Regions from separate parts of the Homo sapiens genome. Here region 1 is linked to region 2. Evidence: chromatin contacts called from ENCODE Hi-C or POLR2A ChIA-PET data. All regions are on one chromosome and are shown on one strand. Each heading gives the region's core, a stretch centred on a gene start or an enhancer-like site at or near the end of the contact. The rest is flanking DNA. Distances are from core to core; before and after follow the strand shown. Region 1 has its middle 240 kb from the start of MAF. Region 2 has its middle 320 kb from the start of MAF.

What was found. Hi-C counts contacts between places; a loop is a spot of excess contacts on that map. ChIA-PET counts read pairs that join two places held with the same protein, here RNA polymerase II (POLR2A). Pooled maps may share reads with other maps.
Region 1: a loop to region 2 is called in a map of endothelial cell of hepatic sinusoid, with 6 times the contacts of the local background. The contact joins two enhancer-like sites. A Hi-C loop is called at or near these places in 3 of 168 maps with a recorded cell type or tissue (CD8-positive, alpha-beta T cell, breast epithelium and endothelial cell of hepatic sinusoid) and 3 of 50 pooled maps. POLR2A ChIA-PET finds 5 or more read pairs at or near these places in 2 of 52 experiments (CD4-positive, alpha-beta T cell and activated CD4-positive, alpha-beta memory T cell).

What each region holds. Positions count from the first base shown.
Region 1 is chr16:79,359,908-79,366,297 of GRCh38, forward strand. It overlaps a transcript of MAF not described here. Among named protein-coding and RNA genes, the nearest start is that of MAF, 240 kb to the right of the region's middle. Within about 2 kb of position 1,629, at least 2 of the 41 ENCODE cell types and tissues checked have a DNase peak (open chromatin) inside an H3K27ac peak, as active enhancers do.
Region 2 is chr16:79,281,522-79,288,644 of GRCh38, forward strand. It overlaps a transcript of MAF not described here. Among named protein-coding and RNA genes, the nearest start is that of MAF, 320 kb to the right of the region's middle. RefSeq lists an enhancer at 5,867-6,367. Within about 2 kb of position 5,755, at least 12 of the 41 ENCODE cell types and tissues checked have a DNase peak (open chromatin) inside an H3K27ac peak, as active enhancers do.

The sequences.
Region 1 (6,390 bases), core at 379-2,878, 74 kb after region 2:
CCATGGGATATTAGATTGCCATCTTATAACATGTGAAGGATTGCCATTCATGGGTGAATGCTCTTGGCATGGGGAGTATTGTTCTGAGTAGGACCAGAGGGAAGAACCTGGAGCAATTGGGGAAGAGGGTGGGGTGGCTTTCAGGTTCATGCAAGGAAGGACTTCCTGACTCTTGGAATGGCTGCCTTGGAACACAGGGAGCTGTCCATGAGAGAGCTATCATGTCTCATTCTTGTCTCCATTAGCCACCCTGTTTCCAAGCTTGTGATGGGCTCCATTGAAAATGATGTTCACATATTTGGATTGCTCTCCCCATCTTTTTGAACCCCTTCCCCTCTGTCCTGCCTCATGTTCTGCTATCCACCTGTCTCTGCTCTCCTGGGGAATCTCACCTGGCCTTGTTTCCCATCTGCAGCCTCCCAAATGCCCTTAAATGATGCCCTACTGGGTTTGGTTGGATTACGGCAATACACAAAAGCATGGCTTTGGAGCAAGACAGACCTGAGATTAAATCCCAGCTCTACCACTCATGAGTCATGTGGCTGTGTGCCAGTGCCGTCTCTGAGCCTGTTTTTCTCATCTGTAACTTGCAGGTGATGACACTACCTGTTAGGATTGTTGGGAGACATTCAATGAGATCTGTGGATAGCCATAGGCTTAGGGTAAATAATCTCATTTTTCTTCAACAGCAATTAACCAATTTGACTTGAGTTCTTTTATTTTGCAGCCAAGAGCATGAGGGTCAACCAGACTCAGTCTATAAGAGGTCAGGGTAGGACAAGTTTTGTCTTTTCTGCTTGCTCTGCAAGTGCTGTGGGCATTTCAATCATTTTCAGAGAAGCGGCAAGATCCACTGCAAGAAGGAGTGGAACAAGGACTTGGCCTGCCCTACAGATAGGATCATAGCCCACCCAGCAGGGATGACTCAGGAGCATCTACCTACCCTTTAACTGGAGTTGCTCCTGCCATGAAAGCTGACTGTGAACATCTCTTTCTAACTCCATGTTCAGGGACTTTGTGTTGTTAGCTGGAAGTCGGCCATGGTAGGAGCATTTACACCACAGAAATTGGCAAAAGCTACGAATCAAGACTCCTTCACCCCCCAGCAATATTTATGTTACTAAACACATTCCAGCACACACTATTCCTTTGACACTATGAAAAGAAAGGCCCAAATCACACTATTCACCTTCAAAATCTTTGGGTTCCCAAGGAACAGGAATCAGTAGTACAGATAAACTTTGCCTTGATATGCAGGGAGAACTTTTCTGGTGGAGTTGACACCAGGGATCTGTGCCCCTCTCTGTTGTCCCCTCATTAGGAGAGCTGAGGGTGTCCACATGGGTTGTCATTTAACTTTAATCTACCAGCATCCATGGAGAGCACTCTGAGTCCCTCCTCTAGGTGTACCCAGGAAGGATGTGGAAATCACCAATGATTGGGAACAAGCTGCACCTGTGAAGCAAGGTGCCTGGGTTGGAACTTCTCAATAATGTATCATTTCCTTATAGGGGCCTAAGGAGGCTGAGGCATGGTGTTGAAGTTTGATTAGTAATAAGAACATAGCAGGTTAACCTCTAACATTTAGCACTTTCCCCCGGATTGAATGACGGATCTCTATCTGGGTGAGCCATGCTAGCCGGCTGCCTGGGAACATTACACCTCTCTAAAAGCTGTCAGTCTCTGTCACTGTCTTTGCACAATGGAGCCCATAGCTATTTTTAAAGGACTGTGTCACCTTTCAAGAGAAATTACGTCTGCACGAAAGATTGGTTTTTTTTTCTTTTGGTTGTTTTATATACAGATTTGGTGGTCTTTCATCTCCCAAGGTGAAGTTCGGTGCTGAATCCCCCACAAGCTGACATTGTTTTGATTTTTATTTTAGGGAGAATATGAAGGAATCGAGAAAAAGTCAGATAAATGCTTAAAGTCCAGGCTGTTACAGAGAGGCATCTTGTCTGTAGAAAGGAAAGGAAAGGAGCAGACAGAACGTTTGTCCTGCAAGCACTGGGTGGCAAGCATTTGACTATAATAATTGCTATTTTGTTAAATCCTTTCCCAAATTCTGCCAAGACAGAGATCGTTAACCCCATTTGAAGATGAACTGGATTAGGAAGGTGGGCTCTGAAATAAAACTCTCTGGGTTTATAATCCCAGGTTGACTTGGAGGCCACTTACCTATCTGTGATATCATGCCTCAGTTTCCTTAATCTTCAAAATGGTGCTATTCACAGTGCTTACCTCATTATAAAGGTATTGTGAGAATTAAGTTAGTTAATCCAAGGTAAGTATGTAGACAAATGCCTTGAACATAGTCAGTGCACATAAATATTGTTTGTTTGCTTGTCTGTTGTTTGTGTTAGAGTGTTTGTGTTAGCGTGCAGCATCTGATGACTATGCTTTTTCAGGCTTTTTAGTAACAGTATTGCTCTCGCTGACACACACAGATGCCTTGAATATACGAGTTACCCCCACTTTTCAGAGGGAGATCCCAGTGCTTGCCTCAATGAATTTTGTTGTTGCTGAGAAGGTTAAATTGAGATCCTTCATGTCGAATGTTTGACTCAGCCCTCAGTGCATGAAAAGCTCTCAGCACATTAAAGTTATTTATTAGTCACCATTAGAAATAGTCCTCTCATGAGGAAACAGATTTAGAAAGTTGCGAATGAACTATAGGCACGAAGAGCAGGTTGCTGCAGTGAAAACGGAATATTCTGAAAGACTTGTCAAAGGCAGACGGGGTAGTCAAGTTAGATCTAATAAGCCTCTAAAAACCCATTGATAAAATTCTAGACTGCATACCTTTACATTCTACACTTTAAAGAAAGTGAAACTCCAAGTTGCAGATGAAGCAGTATGGGTGTGGTTTCCACAATGGGAACACCTGGTGCTCTACTCCAGACCTGCTCAAAGCAAGTGCTTTGCTCTTACAAAAGAGAATAGTAAGAAAGTGTGCATTTATATCTTTTAAGTTAAAGCAAAATGCCTGTTATATACTGGTATATCCTTTTTTTATGATTCCCTGCATTAAGCTTCTTTTATGATTAACTATCCAACTAGTAATCCTGTTAGCCTTGCATAAGGGACTATATTTCAACTGCAAAGTCATTTCAGCTTCAGAAACTGCCCTCACTTCTTTCTTTATCACCTGATATGGGTCCCTAAAAGGGGGGGAACATGCAGGGAAGAAGAGGGGCAAATCTGTTTATCTGAATATCTATTAATTTAAAAATCATTGAGAAAGCTCCTAACTCATGATAGAAATCAGAGATGCAAAGATGAACAAGGGTAGGGGGGTGGGGAAAGTCCCTGCTCTTAAGGATCGCTCAGCTCTTGTGGAGGAGATATATTAAAATACAGCTCCTTCTTGACTTACAATGGGGTTATGTCCTGATAAACCCAACCTAAGTTGAATATATAGTGAGTCACAAATACATTTAATACACCTAACTTAGCAGACATCATAGCTTAGCCTAGCCTGTCTTAAACATGCTCAGAACACTTCAATTAGCCTACAGTTGGGCAAAATCATCTAACACAAAACCAATTGTATAATATGTTGTTTAATATCTAATGTAATTTATTGAATACTTTACTTACTTACTTACTAGTGAAAAACAGAATGGTTGGATGGGCACTGGAAGCGTGGTTTCTACTGAATGTGTATTGCTTTCTCACCATTTTAAAGTTGAAATATTAAGTCAAACCATGTTAAGTCCAGAGCATCTGTAATTACAATACAACGAAATTGGTACCAAAATGGAGGTCTGATAAAGTTCCTGAAAGCATAAAGGAAGAAATGGTTAACTCTGACCTCAGTGAATGGGGTCACTGGGGCAAGACTTCAAAATAGGAGACTTGGTAAGAGTTGTAAAGGATCATTAAGAGTTGACTAGATATAGGACATCTAAGTGAAGGAAGAGAAGGAACAAATATCTGGAGGGTGAATGGGTGTGATCTATGTTGGATGGCAAATAGCTCAGTATAGTTCAGTGTAAGGGTAGTTGAGTTGGAGGGACGGTGGAGATGCTACCCATCCAGCCTGACTGGGACCTCTTCTGTGCAGTTCCCTCTGACCAGTGACCAAATGCAGGAGGTTGTGCCCGAAAAGCAACTCAAAGGCAACTTCCTTTTTCCACCCAGGAGCTGCTACTTTAATTTAATCCTTGTCTGTGTCAAGACAGATAAGGATAGGAAATTTGGTGAGAGGAGCTCATGTAGTGTCCTACATGCCCTAATTGGGAGCTTATACATCCTGTAGGAGGGAGCCCAGGGCAAATGTTAAGCATAGTAATCACTGTGGGGGATGTGAATTTTAGAAAACGAATCCAAGAATGTGGAGGATGATGTGGGAGGAATGGAACTCAAGGTAGGGAAGGACCAGTGACACAGACAACAAAGTTGGGGGACCAAATTAAAGTAGCAGCTCCTAGATGGAAAAAGGACATTGACTGTGAGTTAGTTTTTGGACACAACTTCCCGCACCTGTCACTAGTCAGAAGGAGACACACAGAAGATGCTCCAGCCAGGCTGGGTGGGTGGCAGTGTCATCCACTGGAACCTGGACCACAGGAAGAGGAACGGTCCCAGAACGGGGATGAAGAAGAGTTTGGTTTTTAATCCACTGGGGACAGGAAGTCATGGACACACATCAAACATGGTCCCTGACAGAGCACACTGTTTTCCAACTACAAATCATGTAGCAAAAAGTTAGCATGCTCCCAATTGAACAGTTTCGTGGTGTCAGTTTCCAGAATCCATGTGTATATGTGCCATTCTGAGAGCATTCATATGATTTTGATAGAAGTGCTGACGTAATTACCTACAAGGAGAATCTTCAAGGCAGGGTCCTATGCCTGTGGGATCTTCCCGTGTTAGACCCTTAAAGAGGCAGAACTATTGCATGTGTAGAATGAAACAGAAACCCAGTTTAAACTCTTCTATAAATACACTTGCTAAAAGATAAACTTAGGCACATTAAAATTTTACTGAGTTTATTTGAGCATTCAGTGATTCAAGAGTTGGGCTGCATCACACACAAGTGGTTCAGGGCACCACTGAAGGAGTGGGAAGGGAAGTGTTTGTAGAGGCAAGACAAAAGAAAATGTAATTGGTTAAAGTGGGAAGTCCCTAGTTAGAACTTAGTTGATGGTTTCTGATTGGTTAAACTTCAACTTCACTTTACTATTTACATTGAGTTGGGTTTTGGGTTTACTAGTATAGGAGCCCAAGGCACTGGAATTGTCTCCGTCTAATGTGCTTCCAGTGAATTATTTTAGAACCCTGAAGATCTCAATCTAAATGTCATTTTCTTTGGTAAGTTTGCTCTATGTTTTTCCCCACGATAGGTAGGCCCTGCTATCGTGCACTCTCACAACTATATAATTCTCCATGTAGCACTTTTAGCAGCTGTAGTTTCACATTTCTATGTGTGTGTTTACCAGACTGATGGCTGGATTCCTGACTAGAAAGTGGAGTTGAAAACAAATACAACGCTGCTGATGTTTACTGATGAATTTCTGGAGCCTAGTACAGTGCCAGGGATATAGATGGAATTTGGTAAGCAACTGTTAAAGGAGTGACTGATTGGTGGATGATCTCTTCATTGCACTTTGTGATGAGGGGCCCTAGCTCTCCTCTCGGAAATGCTATTGGCCTTGCAAGTTTGTGTTTGTTTTTTTTTTCCTGGGATTGGGGTGTAGGGGTCTGTGACCTGGTCTCAACAGGGCTCACTGGTATGTATGTGGATTGGCTGGGAGCTGGCTGAGCTAGGCTGAATTGGCTGAGATCAAAATGTTTTTATGTCCCCCATCTTCAAGACCATGCCACAAATATCCAGAGGCCAAATATCTCATGGGGTGAAGTTTCCTAGAACCATGAAATTGTTGACGAGGTGCCATGTTCCTTCAAAGTTATTCAACATGCACTGCTTCCAAGGAAGAATGTTAAGACAATGTGTTTCCGGAAAACATGTGGACTGGGTTTAGGAACTCATTAGTATGTGATCATCTGACCTGTTTGGACTTTATGACTCCTTCGCCAATTGCGGTCTGATCTACTTGCCAAGTCAACATCTAAATGACATACATTTTTGCAAGCACATGTTTAATTTTGAGACTGCCTTTTTGTCTTGGTTTCTCTATAAAACCATTTAAGTTTCTGTTGTATTTTTTATTCAGAAAAACTAATATTTGTTTTTCTGTTGCTAAGAACACCCCTGGTTAACCAGCTGTCATTCTCATGGTGGCAAGCTTTGCCCAAGCCTGGGAATAGTATCAGGACATCTGAAACCCCAAGGAAAAAGAATATGTAAAATATATTCAGCTCTACAAGATTCAACCTTTAAAACGTAACTGCACACTAGACTGTCATGGTACCAAATATCTGTTG
Region 2 (7,123 bases), core at 4,505-7,004:
TTGAGAAAGCTCACTCTTTGAAGACTTTTTTTTTTTTTTTTTTTTTGAGAGGGAGTCTTGCTCTGTCGCCAGGCTGGAGTGCAGTGGCGCCATCTCGGCTCACTGCAACCTCCGCCTCCCAGGTTCAAGCGATTCTCCTTCTTCAGCCTCCTCAGTAGCTGGGACTACAGGTGCACCACCACGCCTAGCTAATTTTTGTCTTTTTAGTAGAGACGGGGTTTGACCATGTTGGCCAGGATGGTCTCCATCTCTTGACCTTGTGATCTGCCTGCCTCAGCCTCCTAAAGTGCTCATCGGAAAATCCATTACAATCCTTTACGCCTACAGCACACACTCTCCCCTAAACTCCTGTATTAATTGTAGAACCCTGCATTTCTGTGTGTGGCTAGCAAGGACCACAATGAGGATACTGATCTGCAATCTCACCCCAGGATAGTTTGATATGGAACAATCCAACAGGAGTCCTGGTGTCTGGGTCTTGAAGGTAAGAGTTAAAAAAGGCCGGGTGCAGTGGCTCATGCCTGTAATACCATCACTATGGGAGGCCGAGGCTGTTGGATCACGAGGTCAGGAGTTCGAGACCAGCCTGGACAAGATGGTGAAACCCCGTCTCTACTAAAAATACAAAAATTAGCCTAGTGCCATGAGTTCTAGAAATGCCAATTAGGAAGCCAAAAGTCTGTCTAAACTGGGGACACCCGTGGTTTCAAAGTGGAATGGAGACTCGGAGTGGTATTTTGTAAATATCCATGGCCCAGGCATTAAGGAAGCCACCCCAAGTTCCCTGGGAGAGGAGATTATAAAACTGTTAGGAGGTTGGTGGATCAATTTCTCTTTTAACTTTGTGATCATAAAAACAGCAGAACCAGAATAACCACTAATGTAGCATCAGTGATGTGGGCACTAGGGTATCCCTCCTCTAAAAGGAAAATATTAATGGTGTCACCAAAGAGTGGGAGCCTGAATCTTTAAGGTGATCTGAATCTTTAAGTGACAGAAGTCCTGCAACTTGGAGTCCCAGGAATACTTATAACTGGCCCCACAGTCACCGCTTCCCCAAAGGCTACGGTAACAGAATGAACTCAACTCTCTTTAGCCAAAGAAGACCTTTTAGATTAGGAAGGTGCAAATTCTCAAATTACTCAGTATCAGTTTGTCATATGATCTCTCCAATCAAAACTGTAAGTAGATCTCTTTACTTTCTCTTTAGTTTAATAAATAGCATTGGCAGGTGGTTTCATCTGGGGGTTTAATATTCTCCCTTGAACAGTATTTTATCGCCTGAGGAGAATGATTTTGGGTGCAGAACTACAAAGCTAGTCTCAGGGTGGACTGTGGGCTGTCAGCTAAACCCATTCATTAATCCAAAGGGTCCTATTTGCTTATGAGTTTCATCAAAGGCATGTTTCAAACCCATGAAGCAGCAAAAATGACAAGTTAGGAAGTCATAAAGCTTTGGGTTACTCACAAATAGTCAAAACCACAAATGTCAAACCTGCACCTGCCAAGGGTCTATTGTACCAGATTCTGAGCTCCTTGAGGGTGGGGAATAGGGAATGTTTCTGATTCATCTTTGTATCTCTGGTAACTGCAACCAGCACAGTACCAGGCATTGTGAATGTCCTTCACATATTTATGGCGTGAGTGGATAGATGGACGGATGAATGGATGGATGGATGAATGGATGAATGGATAGGGTTTGTGTAAGATAATAATTTTTAAACTCAATGATGAACAAAGAAAACCATCTTTCTAGAAAAGCACGCCATGTTACATTAGACATATGAAACTTCCTCCCAGTTCACAATAAGTACATTCCAGAAAGTTTACACTTTGGGCTAGAATTTGCAATATATTCTTTTTAAAAGCTTCTTAAAATTGGTAAAAAGTTCTCCTCATTCTAGAGCAGTGTAAGCATAAATCTTTGTATTTTAAAAAGATCCTCAAATGCTTAATTTGTAGTCCCAAATTCTACATCCAACGCCTTTAGGTCACCTATATGCTTTTCTGATGACTGAAAGAAAGGGAATGACAAACTTTTAAAAAACGATTAAAAAGATCTCTTAAAAAACATTTTGCAAGTCTTTGAAGCTGTCATAAAAATCTTAGGTAGTTTCTGAAAATTGTCCAAATATGGTAGTGTCGCCATAACCAATTGCTCAGCAATCATTACAGACTCTGGGTTAGCTCTGACAAAGGAACTAATATTCTGAAAATGAAAGTATCTGAGAACTAAGCACAGGCCGCACAGAACCTGCACGCTGCTTTGGCACTTGCACTACCTCCAGAGACCTTGGGCAGATGCACCTGAACTTTCACCAAGCTGCTTGGCCTGTCCTCAAACAGACATGCCAGTGTCTCCTGCACGGGGTAGCTGGGGAGCTAATCTGCTTCACTCACCTTCCATTTAAGTGAAACCATAATCTACCCCCTGCACCTCCTCCTCAAAAAAAAAAAAAAAAAAGACAAAGCCCCATAGTAGTGATTGATGGCAGAACAAGGGTCCTTTTAGCACAAATTTACACTTACCATGTTCCTCAACTACAAGGTATTTTAATAAAGTTAATCTCCTGATATTTGTGCTAGAAATTGCTGGTATTAAGTGGCGATTTAGCAGAACACCACTGACCCTTCAGCAAGCTTTGCGCCCAGGAGCTTAAAGCAAACAAGCTATGGCAAACCACCTCCATCCGCCTTCTACCCCAGCAGAACTCCCTTTGGTATGAAGGTCTTGATATGAAAGATGTTGCACTTCCTTCTTTCTGCCATATGCATTCTTGCAGCAAGAAAAGGTGAAGGACGGGTACTACTTCCACACCATCCAAAGGCAAATGCCCCATTCACTTGGCAACATCACCCCTTAGAGGGTTCCACTGGGTAATTACAAAATACCTGAGTGGCAACTATATGCTGGGCCTAAAGTAAGGCATCAAAAAATTTACCCAAAACCTTTACATCTAGCTCATTGCAGACGCCTAACATAAAAGGGCACCAGGAAAGAGAGCAGAGATATTTCTAGTTCGGCAGATGTCTGCCAATGCTTTTCTCACATTTTGACCATCATCATAATAATCCCAATGATATAATCATCGATAATAATAATGTTAGTCATAAAACAAGGGTGACTTTTTAAGAAAGGTTGGGAAGTTGTTTCAAACTGTGCAGGGCTGGTGTCACAGGAAAATGTCAAACTTTCCACTTTAACTTCCGTTTTTCAGGCATGAACACTTTGCTTTGGGGGAAATCTGGGCACTATGAGGGCTCAACCTGAGAACAAACTTCAAGTGTGCACCGTGCCTCTTTTCTGCTCATCTCTCAGTCACCTGGACTCGTTAAAAATACAGAACTCTGGGTCCAGCCAGACTGAAAATCAGCTCTCCCCCCAGCCAACAGTCCAAGCCTGGATTTCCACGAAGGCACGCGGCTCTCTTTACAGATTGCAGATTTACATGGTAAAAATAGAAACGTACGGCATCACATGTATATGCAAATTTGCCAACCAAACTCAGTGCTGAAAATAGTTATTTACTATTTGGCTTGCATATTGGCCCAGAAAACCTTCCATACCTATTTCATGCTCATTTAAATTCTTTAAGAGTTCCTGACCCATTTAAATTCCTTGAGGGATGCCTGGCTTCATAGGCATTTGTCTGCTGCTCTCCCCAGCAGCTTTTAAAGAAATATTGCCTGTCAGTGCAGACTGGACTTTGGAAAAAATATCTATTAAAAAAATATTTTTAATATATACGGCCCCCCTTTCGTTAGGTCTTTAAGCCATAATATATACGGCCCCGCTTTCCTTAGGTCCATTCTGGGCACTGTTTAGCCACGAGTGGCCTTGGACCTAGAATTAGGGCTTCCTTCTTGATAGCTCCTTTAGGATTAGGGACGAGAATGCCTAAGCTGTACAGCTGGAAAATAGGGACAGCAGTTTTTCCGAAAATTTGGTCCCTGGACACCTACATCAGAGTCCCCTAGGTGTGGGGAGCAGGGAAGGCTTGTGCAAAACGCAAGCTCCTGACTCCTCTCTAGAACCGCTGACTCTGAATTTCTGGGAGTGGGACTCTGGATGTTGCTTTTATAGGAAGTTTACCATGGTGATTCTGGTGGCCTCCAGGGGTGGGGAATCCATTACTCAGAAACCACCCTGAAATCCTGAAAGTGTGCTGCTCAGGAGCTGGATTCCGCAAGGCCAGAGGGCACCGCAGGACTCACCACCAAATGAGGGCACTGACGTCCTGCAGGAAGGCGGGAGGTGACTTCCCCAACGTGACCAGCGCACACTGAGGTCTGCACTGCCATTCTTTCCAGGAGCAATTCTGGTGCTCACAGAAGGGACCACTGTTCCTAAGGGCAGTGTGGCAAATTATTCCCACTGCACAACTGGCTGAGCCAAAGGGGCACCATCTCTGCCCCCATATTTAGGGACGATGACTCAGTACAGTTTGGGTTCTACAGCACGACAGTGTGTGTTTAAACCCTGGCCCTACCTCCCACTGGCTACTTCAGTTTACAGAGGAAATGATAACAGTTCCTACCTAATAAGTTTATTGAGAGATCAAATAAGATCAATATTGATAGGCATCTGGGTGATATGGGCCAACTAGTCAGCCCTTAATAAGCAGTAGCTAGCTGGTTTTTCTTTTAAAATACTTTTAAAATACTTTTTAAATACTTTTTTGTTTAAAAACCGTTTAGAATTTACAGCATTCCAAAGACTCTCCCCAGAAAGTCTATCTAGGTGAACAGGCAAGTTTGGTTTGGAAAATGAGGTGATGATGCAAAGTGAAGCCTACAGAAACTATGGAACCTTCTTAGAAAAGTCCTCTGTACTATCCTCTGCTAGAGAAGGAAGCTGAGGTCACCTGATATTGAAAAGTTGGCCCCACCATCAAGTAGCAGATAGTTTCATAGCATAAATTCACTGCCAACTACTTAGTGGGTTCTTGATACATTTGGCAGTATGCTGTTTCTCATCTTCACTCACACATTTATTTGCCACACCATTATCCTTGCATGCACACGTGTATATGTGCATGCACACTTGAACAATAATACTTCTTTCACTCACTTTTTTCAGCATAGGCAAAGACACATCTATTGAAATATCTATCCAGGCATACATACTGGTGCCTCACATAGATACAGAACTTGCTCAGAGCTACCCACAGACATTCCCACGCATCTTTAACAGGTGAAACAACCCAGACAGAGGCAAATGCCCACACGTCCACCCGTTCTCACATGGCCGTATCCACAGGCTCCCACACAACCCAGGACACAGCTTTGTGTGCCTCTGCACAAACACCCTCGTAGAGACACAACTGCACAAATGCACTCAACATGCCTCTTCCCCGCCTCCTCCCACACAAACGTATCGACGAGTTCTTGGAGTATGGCACAGACCTGACTCTCTGGCAAAAAACCAAAAAACAAACAGACAAAAAAACCCTTTGGAAACCCATTAAAAACCGAAGCCAGAAGTGAGCGTCCCCTTCGCGTTATGTCAGCAGGCTGCTGACTGTGGGAGCAGGGAGCATGAACACAAACGAACATTCCAGAATCAGCTTTGTTGTCCTCCACGTACTCTGCCTTCCTTTTTTTTTTTTTTTTTTCCTTCAGCAACAACAGAAATCTGTGAAATGACTGAGGGTGGTTAATTAAGCATTGCAGCCCATATTCCACTGCAGTTTCAATTGGATATGGTGTTCTCTTTCACTTCCTGTTATGCAGGATTGCGGCAGGCTGTTAGACACCTGCCACGCTCCCAGCCCAGCTGCTGTTCAGCTAGGGGCAGAGAGGAAGCACTCCCGGGCCCTCGGCCTTGAGAGGGTCTCATTCTGCAAACCAGCCCCTTCCCGGTGAGGCGGGGGCTGGCGGGGGAGGCACAGCTGATGTGAGTCCACACTGGAAGCTTGAGGACCAGCAGCTGGCGGTAAAGACCTTAGTCCATTGTGAGGGTTGTGGCAGGAGGCCAAGTGTTTTCCCCCAAACCCCCAAACCCTGAGTCCTGCCATGACCCACGTGTAATTAAAGCTGGAGTGTCTACGCAGGCCGGAAATCAGATGTTATTTTTTGGTTTGCCTGGATCCCTTAGCGTCAGGAATCAGACTGCATGCAGAAACATCCACTTGTTTGTTGAGCCATTTATTTGCTCATTCATTCATCCACTCATTCTTTCATTCACTCATTCATTTATTCACTCATTCATTCATTCACTCATTCTTTCATTCACTCATTCATTTATTCACCCATTCATTCACTCACTCATTCTTTCATTCACTCACTCATTCATTTATTCATCACCTTGGGAGAACCTCCTATGGGTTAGCTTCTCTGTGTTAGGCAGTCACCAAACAGACAAGGCACATTTTAATTTTAATAAAGCTAGCTAACCCTCCTCATCGTAGCTCCGATTTATTGAGAACCCATTATGTGCCAAACAACATGTGCCATACCAGTGAGCTCCAGCACCCTTTATTTAACAAAACTACTCCCAGTTCCTTGGGGATATTTTTCACTGCTTGTAATTACTCTGTTTTTATCAGAAAACAGAGAGGAAGGCATTGGAGGGAGGGCAGAGGGAGGGTGAAGGGGAAGCAGGGGAGGAGTGGACTCCAGGCTTCTTCAAGGAGATGATGACAGTGATGGATTAATGATGCTCACAAGTTCTTTGATGCTTCTGCCATCAAGAGGTGGGGTGTGTATCTCCTCCCCTTGAGCCTGGGCTGACCTGCTTTGACTAATAGTGTACAGTGAAAGTCACACCATCGCCATTTCTGATATTTCAAGGCAGTTTCTATTTCCTTTCTCTTGGAGATCTGAGTTGCTACATCCTAAGCCGGTTACATAAGAATCCCGAGGCTGCCATGCTGTGAGGAGGTCCAAGCTGCTACGTGGGGAGGCCATGTGGACAGAGAGTGAGCTGCCTATTCAGCCCCCAGCCCTTGGGAGTCATCACAGTTTAGCTCCATACATCACTGAACAAAGCAAAGTCACCTCTGCTGAGCCCTGTGTGAATTCCTGACACGTGAAATTTTGAGATACAGTAATAATCAATTATTTTAAACCATTAAGTTTTGGGAAGGTGTTGTTATATAGAAATAGATAATAAGCTTATTGA